Linked DNA regions of Homo sapiens: all the other regions are linked to region 1. The links are chromatin contacts, found by Hi-C or POLR2A ChIA-PET in ENCODE. All regions are on one chromosome and are shown on one strand. The core of a region is the stretch at or near the end of the contact, and the rest is flanking DNA. Distances in the headings are between cores, read along the strand shown. Region 1 overlaps GRK5 (G protein-coupled receptor kinase 5). Region 2 overlaps GRK5 (G protein-coupled receptor kinase 5). Region 3 holds the start of EIF3A (eukaryotic translation initiation factor 3 subunit A).

The links. Hi-C counts contacts between places; a loop is a spot of excess contacts on that map. ChIA-PET counts read pairs that join two places held with the same protein, here RNA polymerase II (POLR2A). Pooled maps may share reads with other maps.
Region 2: a map of PC-9 shows a loop between it and region 1 (13-fold over the local background). The contact joins two enhancer-like sites. A Hi-C loop is called at or near these places in 1 of 168 maps with a recorded cell type or tissue (PC-9) and 5 of 50 pooled maps. POLR2A ChIA-PET finds 5 or more read pairs at or near these places in 2 of 52 experiments (B cell and activated CD4-positive, alpha-beta T cell).
Region 3: a loop to region 1 is called in a map of CD14-positive monocyte, with 5 times the contacts of the local background. The contact joins the promoter of EIF3A here to the enhancer-like site in region 1. A Hi-C loop is called at or near these places in 1 of 168 maps with a recorded cell type or tissue (CD14-positive monocyte) and 7 of 50 pooled maps. POLR2A ChIA-PET finds 5 or more read pairs at or near these places in 2 of 52 experiments (GM10248 and activated T-cell).

What each region holds. Positions count from the first base shown.
Region 1 is chr10:119,266,947-119,270,713 of GRCh38, forward strand. The region is part of intron 1 of GRK5 (G protein-coupled receptor kinase 5); the gene reads left to right. Among named protein-coding and RNA genes, the nearest start is that of GRK5-IT1, 60 kb to the left of the region's middle. RefSeq lists enhancers at 1,774-2,003, 2,134-2,383. Within about 2 kb of position 2,050, at least 12 of the 41 ENCODE cell types and tissues checked have a DNase peak (open chromatin) inside an H3K27ac peak, as active enhancers do.
Region 2 is chr10:119,459,730-119,463,496 of GRCh38, forward strand. It overlaps GRK5 (G protein-coupled receptor kinase 5), which reads left to right. Exons shown (of 16, transcript NM_005308.3): 16 at 1-16. Among named protein-coding and RNA genes, the nearest start is that of RGS10, 81 kb to the right of the region's middle. RefSeq lists an enhancer at 2,483-2,732. Within about 2 kb of position 1,847, at least 2 of the 41 ENCODE cell types and tissues checked have a DNase peak (open chromatin) inside an H3K27ac peak, as active enhancers do.
Region 3 is chr10:119,079,177-119,082,943 of GRCh38, forward strand. EIF3A (eukaryotic translation initiation factor 3 subunit A) reads right to left here and starts at 1,641. Exons shown (of 22, transcript NM_003750.4): 1 at 1,452-1,641. The coding sequence starts at 1,500. RefSeq lists a silencer at 1,106-1,365 and enhancers at 1,371-2,133, 1,561-1,855.

The sequences.
Region 1 (3,767 bases), core at 800-3,299:
AAATTATTTTTGTAGGGCTGGGAGCGGTGACTCATGCCTGTAATCCCAGCACTTTGGGAGGCCGAGGTGCGCGGATCACCTGAGGTCGGGAGTTCTAACCAGCCTGACCAACATGGAGAAACCCCATCTCTACTAAAAATACAAAAATTAGCCAGGCATGGTGGCGGGCGCCTGTAATCTCAGCTACTCAGGATGCTGAGGAAGGAGAATTGCTTGAACCTGCGAGGCGGAGGTTGCAGCGAGCCGAGATCACACCATTGCACTCCAGCCTGGGCAACAAGAGCGAAACTCTGTCTCAAAAAAAAAAAATTCTTTTTGCAGTGACAGGGTCTGCCTGTGTTGCCCAGGCTGGTCTCAAACTCCCTGCTTTAAGCGATCTTCCCACCTTGGCCTCCCAAAGTGTGGGATTACAGGTGTGAGCCACCGTGCCTAGCTGTGTTTTGTTGTCTGGCGCTGCTTTAGATGACCCCTGCTGCTGTCAGATTGCCCGTCTGGGAGCTGGGGTCATACTTGTGGGGTCATAACAGGGCCTTGGGCAGCAGACTCCTCACCGTGGCCAGGCAAGGGATTCCCACCCTGGGTTGGGCAGCCCTCTCCACAGGATGGCAAGGGGCTGGAGGCTCAGCGGACGGGCCCTGTTTTAGGGATTGAGGACATGGCAGGTAGATAGGCAATAAAAGCACCGAACCAGCCTTAGGTTCTATAGCAAGGAGGTCCAGCACCGCTCGTGGACCCAAACTGTCCTCCAGGAAAGGCGGGAGGCAGCTTAGGTGACCTCTGCACGTGTTTTCAAAGCTGTGGTTTTGGTTGGGAGTTTCATGCTGGCTCAGCCACACAAACAATGACATGGAACAGGGAGGCGCTCCCATGTCAGAAGATGGGTCCTCTCCACCCCAGCTCCTCCACACTCCCCACCCCCCACAGCCCAGCCAGGTCCAAAACCCTACATGCTGCCTCATAGGAAATGGGGTCCCCTGAGGAGAAGGACAAAAGCAGACAATTCCTGAGGACAAGAGGAAGAGGAGGACGGAGTCTCCCTTGTTTGTGCTGATTCCCAGTGAGCATCCTCTCTGGAGCCCACTGGGGTTTGGGACTTGCAGGGTGTGTCACTAAATGGCAAGGAACAAGGTAGAGACGGCTGGCACTCACTGTCTCTGTTGTGGACACTGGCCTCACCCACAGCTCCATGCACACGCCTAGATGCAGAAATTTTCTGTATTGGTTGTTTATCCATCACCAACTTCTAAAGCAGCAGATGGGAAAATGGAATGAACAAAGTCAACTTTAGAACAAGCTTTGTGTTAAATTGAGTACACATAATTCGATTATTTTAAAAACAAAGCCCAAGCAGTGTTTTTCTGTTTTTTTGCATGCAGTGTTTTCCGGTGTAAAGAGAATTCACTGCCGGAGAAGCCCCAGCTTAGCTTCCTTCTGCCCCTGGGCAGCCCCGTTGGTTTCAGCAGATGGTCCTGATGTCTGAGGACCTGCCACAGTTTGCGCCAGTCCTTCCTTTTGCTACTTTTGTTGCCCAAGACGAGGTGTGATTTAGTGGTTAAATGCCAGAATGCTGGGCTGGCTGGATTTGAACCTTACCTCCTTTGAGATTCAATTAGGATGTGACCTCCGACAGCTTAATTTCCCTGAGCCTCTGTGTTTTCATCTGTAAAATGGGTACGATAATAGGGTTGTTGAGATTTGGCAGGTGATAAATGCTGACCAAGTGTTTGCTGTTGCAGTAGTTGTTATGGCAGTTGTCGTCACTGTCCCCAATGTCATCACTATCATTCTCGTCATCTCAGGACACTGAGGAAAGGCTGAGCTAGTAATGAATAGGGTTGGACTGGTGCTGCCTCTTTAGTGCCTAAGAAACGCTACCCTGGCCCTGTCTCCAGGCCTTGATCTCAAGGTGGGATTCATCCATCATCCACCACGGCCCAGGAGCCAGCTGTCCTCACTTCTGGGGTGACTTGTGAGTAGATAACAAAGGGGGTGCCCTCACCCTGCAGCGGAGTCCCCATGGGCCTTGGGGCCCAGAGGGAGATGGTATCTGTTTCCCATGGGCTTCCTGTCACAGGCAGATGACATCTGCTCTCTGCTCAGGGTAGATTTGGGGGCCTCTGCCACTGGCTGACTGGAACTCTCTTACCTCATTCTAGACTCTTCCAGGCAGCTTTCTGTTTGTTCTCTAACAGAAACATAGAAACAAACCAGCATCTTTTCTAAACAAAGAGGGACTTTTCACAGGAAGTTTGATGACCTGACGCGTTCCCCCTGCTTGTTGAAGCACGAGCCTCTTCTCTGACAGTTAGGGTGACTTGCTGGAGAACAAACAATAGACAATAGTTGTGGCCTACTTCCCGTGAGAAGCAAGAATGGTACAGGTGGATGTTGGGAGCCCCCAAACCCATGGAAGGGGTTTCCTGAGGACGTCCTATAGTCCCTGAACATGCAGCCGAGGGTTCCTGGGGTAGCAGCACCCGTGTGGTTAGCCCTGTAATGGGCTCACATTATGAGGCTTCCGTGGGTAGGCCCTGTTCAGAGAGCTTTGCGTGCTCTCATCCTGGGGAGTCAGGGTTAGGTTTAGGGTCAAGACTGATATAATGGCCAGGCACAGTGGTTCACGCCTGTAATCTTAGCACTTTGGGAGGCCAAAGCGGGTGGATCACCTGAGGTCAGGAGTTTGAGACCAGCCTGGCCAACATGGTAAAACCCTGTCTCTACTAAAAATACAAAAAAATTAGCCGGGCATGGTGGTGTGCTCCTGTAATCCCAGCTACTTGGGAGGCTGAGGCAGGAGAATTGCTTGAACCCAGAAGGCGGAGGTTGCAGTGAGCTGAGATCGCACCACTGCACTCCAGCCTGCAAGATGGAGTGAGACTCCATCTTAAAAAAAAAAAAAAAAAAAAAAAGTTGCTGAGTTGGCTCTCCAAGCCTCTTTCTCAGAGCCACCTTGGAGGGGGCCAGCCAGCTCCAAAGCCTGGGGTGTTGGCCTTTGGGAGGGAGGGGGCCTTGTGCCAGTCCCCCACACTTTGTCTGCTCCTCCAGCCTCCTTGGAGTACCTTGAATGTACCTTCCTATTGCTGTTCCCTCTGCCCAGAGTCCCGTGCTCTCCTCTCCACATTCCTTCACTGCTCATTGGCATTCAGGGTTGGGCATAAATATTACCTTCTTGGGGGCCTGTTATTTGCATCCTAACTAGCAGGGCTCCTTTGCAGCCCACTGCCAGCCCTGCCATTCTTCATCACAGTCCTCTGTTCATCTCTTTGCCACTTGTCACCAAAATGTGTAATTGTACCTTCATTGATGTCCAGTCAGCCTTCTGTATCTGCAACTTTCACATCTGTGGATACAACTGACCGCAGATTGAAAATACTCAGAAATAAAAGGATGCTTGGGTCTGTACTGAACATGTACAAACATTTTCCTTGTCATTATTCCCTAAACAATACGTTATAGCAACTGTATACACATAGCACTTACATTGTATTAGGTATTAGAAGTAATCTAGAGATGATGTAAAGTGTATAGGAGGATATGCATGGGCTTTATACAAATACTACACCATTTTATATCAGGGACTTGAGCATCCATGGACTTTGCCATCTGAGGGGGGCACCAGAACCAATCCCCTAAGAAACCAGGGGACAATTGTTCACCTCCATGACAGGCCCATAAGCTGCTCTGTGCAGGTGCAGGTCTGTCATGCGGCCCACAGCCCTCTCTGCAGAAGACCCTCAAATGCTGGGGGAATGCACAAATTAGCTGGG
Region 2 (3,767 bases), core at 597-3,096, 190 kb after region 1:
TTCCTTAATGGAAGTAGCATGGCATCGGCATCTCTCTCCTGCTGCTGAGCTCTTGTTCTGTTTCTTCTGCATACGACAGCTGTCCCCAAGATGCCTGTGGCCTTTGGGCTAACCCTTTCCTAAGGTTGACAGTGGAACCCACCCAAACCCGGCCCCCACACTGACCACCCCCTGAACTGCCCACAGATGGCCCAGCTCCAGTGGGCGGGGCCCAAGAAAACCTGAATTCTTACCAGGCCGCCGGCTTCTGATCTCAAACCCAGCAGATGGTTCTAGAAGTGCTCTGGCCACTTGGCACCAAGGAGGAGCTGGGTGACAAGGGCTCGAGCCAGTGCCAGCACCATGACACCAAACGGCGCATTTGCAGGTCCCACCTGCCCGGTCTTATACAGAAGAGGCGGGCTCTGCAGAGGGAGCCTTTCTGGCTGTCCAGGCTTCGCCATGCCAGGCACATGCTGGAACGTGGGGTAGCCAGTGAGGCACAGCGGCCCTTGCACCTCAGAACTGGGATTCCCGATCTGGGACCCAAGACCTCTTCTGTCTCCCTCGACCTGCTTGCCTTAGCTGTTAGAATGAGCAGGGCTTACTCTGAGATGTTTGTTTTAAAAATAAAGGTAAAAATAAATTTTAAAAATAAATAAATAAATAGAATGAGCAGGGCTGGGACTCAGCCAACACCCTATTGATGATATATGACCTTAAACAGGCCACTCTGAGCCTCGGTGTCTTCATCTGTAAATGAGATCACACCTCAGTGATGTGGCTGCTGGAGGATTCAGTGGGAACTCATGGGCCACCCAGCACAGAGGCCTTGGCTTTGAGCAGGGGCCTGGCCTTGACCTCACACCCATTCACACCCAGCCCTGCCTGGAGCCACACTCCAGCCAGGCCTGGAGCCTGGGGAAGAATCTGCTTACTGGGGGACCCTGTGGAATTGGACAGAGAGAAAGAGGGGCCGGCTGGCAATGAGGGTGGGATGAGGAAGGGGCTCTCCCAGGATGGAAGAATGGGGGTACTCATGGCCGAGGATTTGCCGACCAGGCGGGTAGCCCTCAAGGGCAGAAGATGCAGGGGTGGGGCAGGAAATGCTCTGATCTCAGAACAGGGATGGGGAGGACCTCCCCGCAGGGCCCAGCTCTGTCTCTGGGGCTTTCACCACTCCAGAAACTCCACTGTCCGAGCCAGCCTCCAGGCAGACAGAAGCTGCCGTCTCTCCTGGGACAGGTAGGGTATCAGTGGGAGAAACTCCAGCCCCACAGCTCCGGCCCCCCTCACCATTTACACTGCCCTGCCCAGCAGCTTTGGCCCCTTCCCAGGCAGATGGGCTGGGCTGGGCAGGAGGAGTACCCACCTCTTACCTCCTCCACACCTTTCAGGCCTGTGCCCGTCCTGTCCACACCAGACAACCGTGGATTTGGTGAGGGGACCAAAAGAGCCTCCATCTAACTCATTTTCAGGAAAGGCTCAAAGCCAGCATCCCTGGGCCCCAGAGAGCTCCAGGCCACAACCCCTGTGGGAGGCAGTCCTTAAAGCTGTTAGGATCCACCTGCCATATCCAGAGACCGTGAAGAGGAGGGAGAGCTGGGGCCCTGGGAACAGACCCTTGAGCCACAGCATGGCAGGGCTCCTGGTACCACTTTGCCCAGCAGTTTGCCAAGCCAAACATTGCCCAGGCCTGGGCCAGTTGTCATGGGGCCTTGGCTTGGCTATCTTGGGGGAGAGAGCAGGAAAAGCCCATTCAGCAGGCCATGGGGTGAGATCTAGAGTTTGCACTCTAGGGGCATCAACTACTGGCAGGTAAACCACAAGGCGCAGAAGGCTTGGGTCAGCACCTCTCATGCTTCAGGAGTTCTGACTCATTTGGAATCTTGATAAACTAGAATCTGATTCAGTGGGTGTGGGGTAGGGCACAGCCCGTGCTTCTGAGTGCTCCTGGGCGAAGCCACTGGTCCTCAGACAACACTTTGAGCAGAGAGGCCTTAGAAAGCCCCAAACCTGGCTGGGCACCATTTCTCACACCTAATCCCAGCACTTTGGGAGACTTAGGTGGGTGGATCACCTGAGGTCAGGAGTTTGGGACAAGCCTGGCCAACATAGTGGAATCCCAACTCTACTAAAACTATAAAAATTAGCTGGGTGTGGTGACATGCACCTGTAATCCCAGCTACTTGGGAAGCTGAGGCAGGAGAATCCCTTGAACCCTGGAGGTGGAGATTGCAGTGAGCTGAGATTGTGCCACTGCATTCCAGCCTGGGTGACAGAGTGAGACTCTGTCCCAAAAAAAAAAAAAGAAAGAAAGAAAGCCCCAAACCGGAATGGCAGGCTGGGTCTATAGTCAAACCAGGTCCTGTATTCTATGGTACAGAAGTTTTATTAATACTCACCAACATTTGCCCTGCCCTTGAGGGGAACTGATACCAGTAGTTTTCAAAGTCTGACACCCTCACCACTACAGGCTGCAGCAGCAGCCCTGTGAACTTCTGAGAGATCCAGGTTCCTGCTCCCCGTGCCAAGCCTATTGAGTTAGGAGTCTGGGTGGGACCTATGAACAGGACCCCCAGGTGACTGGGGTGCACACTCCAGTTTGAGGCCCACTGGTTTACAAAGCGCTTTCATCTCATTGAGGACGCTTAGGGCAAAGCAGCCACTGATCTTCCTGCCGATGGCTTTTCAGAGTCACAGAGGGCTGAAGAGAGTGAGGCTCTTACCTGCAAATGGAAGCAGGTGGGTACAATTGGCTACCACTGTTCTTAAACAAAAGGAAAGAGGATACGACATAGAATCCTACTGTCATATTTTTAATGAAAAGATAAACCAAAAAAAGGAAAAAAGTTACCTACAGGGAGAGGGAAGCCACCAGGGGAGGAGAGTGAGAGACAGATATAAAAGCCAGTCTGCTCAGAAATGTGCCTTGTCTTGTAGATTTGACTTTGCAAGCACACGTCAAATAAAACACAAATCCAGACTCAGTGGGGAGAGAACTATTTGAAAGATTTTTGCAAGGGAGGAAAGGGGCTACTGCAACAGGGGCTGGGATGGAGAGCACTGCAAAACGCAGAAGGCTTGACCATGCCATCTGCAAGGGTCTTGAGGGTTAGGCGAAAAGATGATCTCTTTTGTAGAAAGAACAAGGCTAGAAAGAGCCAGGTGTGGAAAGTGGGATGAAAGGGTGATGTGATTAGATAAATAGATCAGAAAATGTCACCCTGAGGCAGCCTCTGCTCTGGAGGGGCTGCCTGCAGGCTCAGGCTGAGTTGGTCAAAGTTCAGAGTCCAGGAAGAAGGAGTGAAACTTACCCAAGTCTGGCTAGCAAGCATTTTGTTTCCATGGATCAGTGGGAACAGGCCGTTCAGCTAATCATTTATGAGGCAAAGAATGGGAATTTGGAGGGTCTGTGTCTGGCCTTTCATAGATAAATAAGGGGGACATCCCTCGGCCTTATGGAAGTCTGATGTGGTTGTCTGTGTCCCCACCCAAATCTCGAATTGTAATTCCCATAATTCCCACATGTTGTGGGAGGGACCCAGTGGGAGGTAATTGAATCATGGGGGCGGGTCTTCCCCATGCTGTTCTAGTGATAGTGAATAAGTCTCATGAGATCTGTTGGTTTTATAAAGGGGAGTTCTGCTGCACACACTCTCTCTTGCCTGCCACCATGTAAGATGTGCCTTTGCTCCTCCTTGCCTTCCACCATGGTTGTGAGGCCTCCCCAGCTATGTGGAACTGTGAGTCTATTGAACCTCTTTCCTTTACAAATTACCCAGTCT
Region 3 (3,767 bases), core at 391-2,890, 190 kb before region 1:
AACCATTAGATCACTGGTTATCATTAGAATGAATTAGTGCTCACATCTATGTTGTAGTTTCAATAGGTTTTTAAAACAATTACTCCATTCCACACAATGTGGAATTATCCTATTCCACAGACCAGTTCCCTCCCCGACAAAAAGTGTTACTTTTACTTTAAAAAGTATATGACCAACATATCTCTGGTTCTGCCAAATTATCAGTTTATGTGCTGACTCAAACTGCCATTTTCATAAGATGAATTTTCAAAGAAGCTAACAAAATAAGCTCTCCAAACATAAAACTGTAACTCACAAGGTATATTCATCTACAACATGGGTAAAACCCGAAACTTCTATTTCGGTGAAGGAAGGATGAAAATAAGAGCTATCCATGCCCTAACGATTAGAAAAATTGTCCGGTTAGAGGGGAAAAAAAAAACCCTACACAAAGTTTCTTAAGCCCAGAGCCTAGCCAAGAACATGTGCATCCCCAGAACGCCAATGTAATAAATGCCTTGGAGAGATCGGGGCACACAAGTTTTTCCCTCAAGCGCCAATGGCTGAAGTACACATATAGAAATAGAAATCGCAGACAGCAGCACTGTGGCAGAAAAAAAGAGAAAAAAGGACTGATCTGGATGTCAAGAGACGTTGGTTTTAAGTCTCTTGGCTCAACAACTCCCGGAGTGACCTTGGGGAAACCTCTCTCTAGGCCTGTTTCGTTATCTTTAAGAGGCGACCTGAAGTCCCTTTACATTAACTCTATTCCAACTTCCAGTGATTCGAAACAGGCTTTAGGACTGCTTCTAATCAATGCCAGGAAAAATGAAAAAACAAAAACAAAACAAAACAACAGGAATCAGGTTAAATGGGTCAGAGGCCCCTAAGTGGATATAAAGCAGCTGGGTAAAGGGTAAGTGGACGCCGACCCAGCAAAGCACTGAGCGCGGCTTGGAGAGCGGGGGTGGCTGCGGGAAGGCCGGGGGTGGGTCCGTAGGGCTCCCGGCCCGGGCAGGAGGTGGAGCCGAGGCTCTCGCGTGCATTGTCCCCGGGAGGGAGCCATGTTTCTTACTCCCCGGCACTCCCAGATGGCGGCCGGGGACGCGGGCCCTAAGCAGACCAAAGCCCCAGGGACCTGGAGAGCCAGAGGACGCAGGCAGCAAGGAGGGAGCTCCAGTCCGGGTAGGGGCTGTCTCCCGGGCTGCGGTCCCCGCGACGCACCCGGAGGCGGCAGGGGGAAGGAAAGGCCCCTGGGGCGACGGTTCCGGGCTACGCGCCTCCCAGACCCCAGTCGATAGAGTGAGAAGGAAACCCATGCCCAACCACCGGCTGGGACAGCGGCGGGCAGGCCGCATCGGTCTCCTCTCCCCGCGCGGGCCGGGCGGCGGAGCAGTGGGAAGCAGGCCCGCGCTCTCGACCTCGGAGGCCTCGGGCCGCCCCAGCCCGGCGCGCCCCGATCAGCTACTCACCGTTGGCGCGTTTGAGGGCATTTTCCGGCCTCTGAAAATAGGCCGGCATCTTGGCGGCAGGCTCAGCTCACCCGGCGTCAGCGAACTCTCTAGTGGCCCGGGCCGGGAGAGGAGACGAAGGGGAACCAGCGTAAGGTCCCACGCGCCTCGCCAGCAGTCGCCCGCGCCCAGCCGGCCAGAGACGGAAAGGAAGGAGCCACGTGACCTCCCCGCGGCGGCCCTGCTGCCGCCCAGGCCCCGGATGTAGGGGGCGGGTCTCCGTGCGCGCAAGCGCGCTGGCGTCACGCACGCCGACAGACGTGGCGGCGCCGGAGTCCTAGGCGCGCAAGGTCCAGTTCCCGTCTTGGGCCTGTCCTGGATAGCGTTAGGGAGACAGTTCACAGGCTCTTCAATCTTCGAGCGAGAATTAGGGTGGGAAGGGTGAGTGTGGGGTCAGAGTTTCTGTCTGGAGAACAAGCAAACGTCTGCAGATTGGTTTTCAAAGCGACTTGTGCGGAGTCGTGCAGTTACAGTAAGGTCCCATCCAGCCTGGGAATCGCCTGTCTTGGCTACGTGAAAATGCTGAGTTTAACGAAAACGCAGTGAGCAGGTGTCATCAGGTCAGCGCCGCTCAACCGTGAGAGACAATCATGGGGAAGAGTGACGCCTAAAATAAACAAGCAAGGTTCTTTTATATCTTGGTAAAGTAAAAAGTTTGTGTCACAGGGATTGCCTTGAGAAATGGAGGCTCTCAGAGGGGGCGAATGGGGACAGCGACCTGGCAAAGGGCGAAACGCCCTGGAGCACAGCAGACTTGCTTGGTGTTTGAAAACACACGGAAAGGAGTGTCGTCACTTTTTACATACAGCGCACGTCACAAACAAATTAAGAAAAATTAGTGTTAGTGAAAAAAATCAATCTGAGAGGCCCTTTTATTGTTGCTTAACAATTTTAATGTTCGCAGACGAAGTACTTTACCTAGAATTTGAAAACCATTTGAACCGAATCTAATTCTCAAGCCCTTGGTACGAAATAAAGGTGAGCTCAGAAGGAAAAAAATTTTTTTTTTTTTTGAAACGGAGTCTCGCTTTGTCGCCCAGGCTGGAGTGCAGTGGCACGATCTCGGCTCACTGCAAGCTCCGCCTTCTGGATTCACGCCATTCTCCTGCCTCAGCCTCCCGAGTAGCTGGGACTACAGGCGCCCGCCACTGCGCCCAGCTAATGTTTTGTATTTTTAGTAGAGACGGGGTTTCGCCGTGGTCTCGATCTCCTGACCTCGTGATCCGCCCTCCTCGGCCTCCCAAAGTGCTGGGATTACAGGCGTGAGCCACCGCGCCCAGCCCAGAAGGAAAATTTAGAAGGCAGCAGTGAAATAGATTATTGTCAATGTATTACACATTTAATAGACGAGATATGTGAATTAATGAATGAGGAAATCGGCCGGGCATGGTGGGTCGCGCCTGTAATCCCAGCACTTTGGGTGGCTGGGGCGGGTGGATCACCTGAGGTCAGGAGTTCGAGACCAGCTTGGCCAACATGGCGAAACCCCGTCTCTACTAAAAATACAAAACTTAGGCCTGGCGTGGTGGCTCACGCCTGTAATCCAGGCGCTTTGGGAGGCCGAGGCGGGCGGATCACGAGGTCAGGAGTTCGAGACCAGCCTGACCAAAGTGGTGAAACCCCCCCCCCCGTCTCTACTAAAGTTACAAAAAATTAGCTGGACGTGGTGGCGAACGCCTGTAATCCCAGCTACTCGGGAGGCTGAGACAGGAGAATCGCTTGAACCCGGGAGGCAGAGGTTGCAGTGAGCCTAGATCGTGCCACTGCGCTCCAGCCTGGGTGACAGGGCGAGACTCCGTCTCAAAAAAAAAAAAAATTAGCCGGGCGCTGTGGTGGGCGCCTGTAATCCCAGCTACTCGGGAGGCTGAGACAGGAGAATCGCTTGAACCCGGGAGGCAAAAGTTGCAGTGAGCCAAGATCAGGCCACTGCACTCCAGCCTGGGCGACAGAGGGAGACTCCGTCTCAAAAAAAGAAAAAAAAAAAAAAAGAATGAGAAAACCACAGGATATACACACAAAAAGCATTTCCCCCTCATTACTTCTGCCTCCACAAAGATGGTTTTGTTTTGTTTTTTTATTTTTCAACATGAACTGTTCTACTACAGGAGAGGTTTTTCTATTTATCTAAATTGATCACTATAAAGAAAGAAGATTTGGGAAGTATAGACATGGACCCAAAAAATCACAAATTCTAAAGAAGTTTATTTTAAAATTAATTTCAGAGAGCTCATCCTCCAGAACGCTTAGACCATTCTATGTGTCTGAGCTTACTCAACA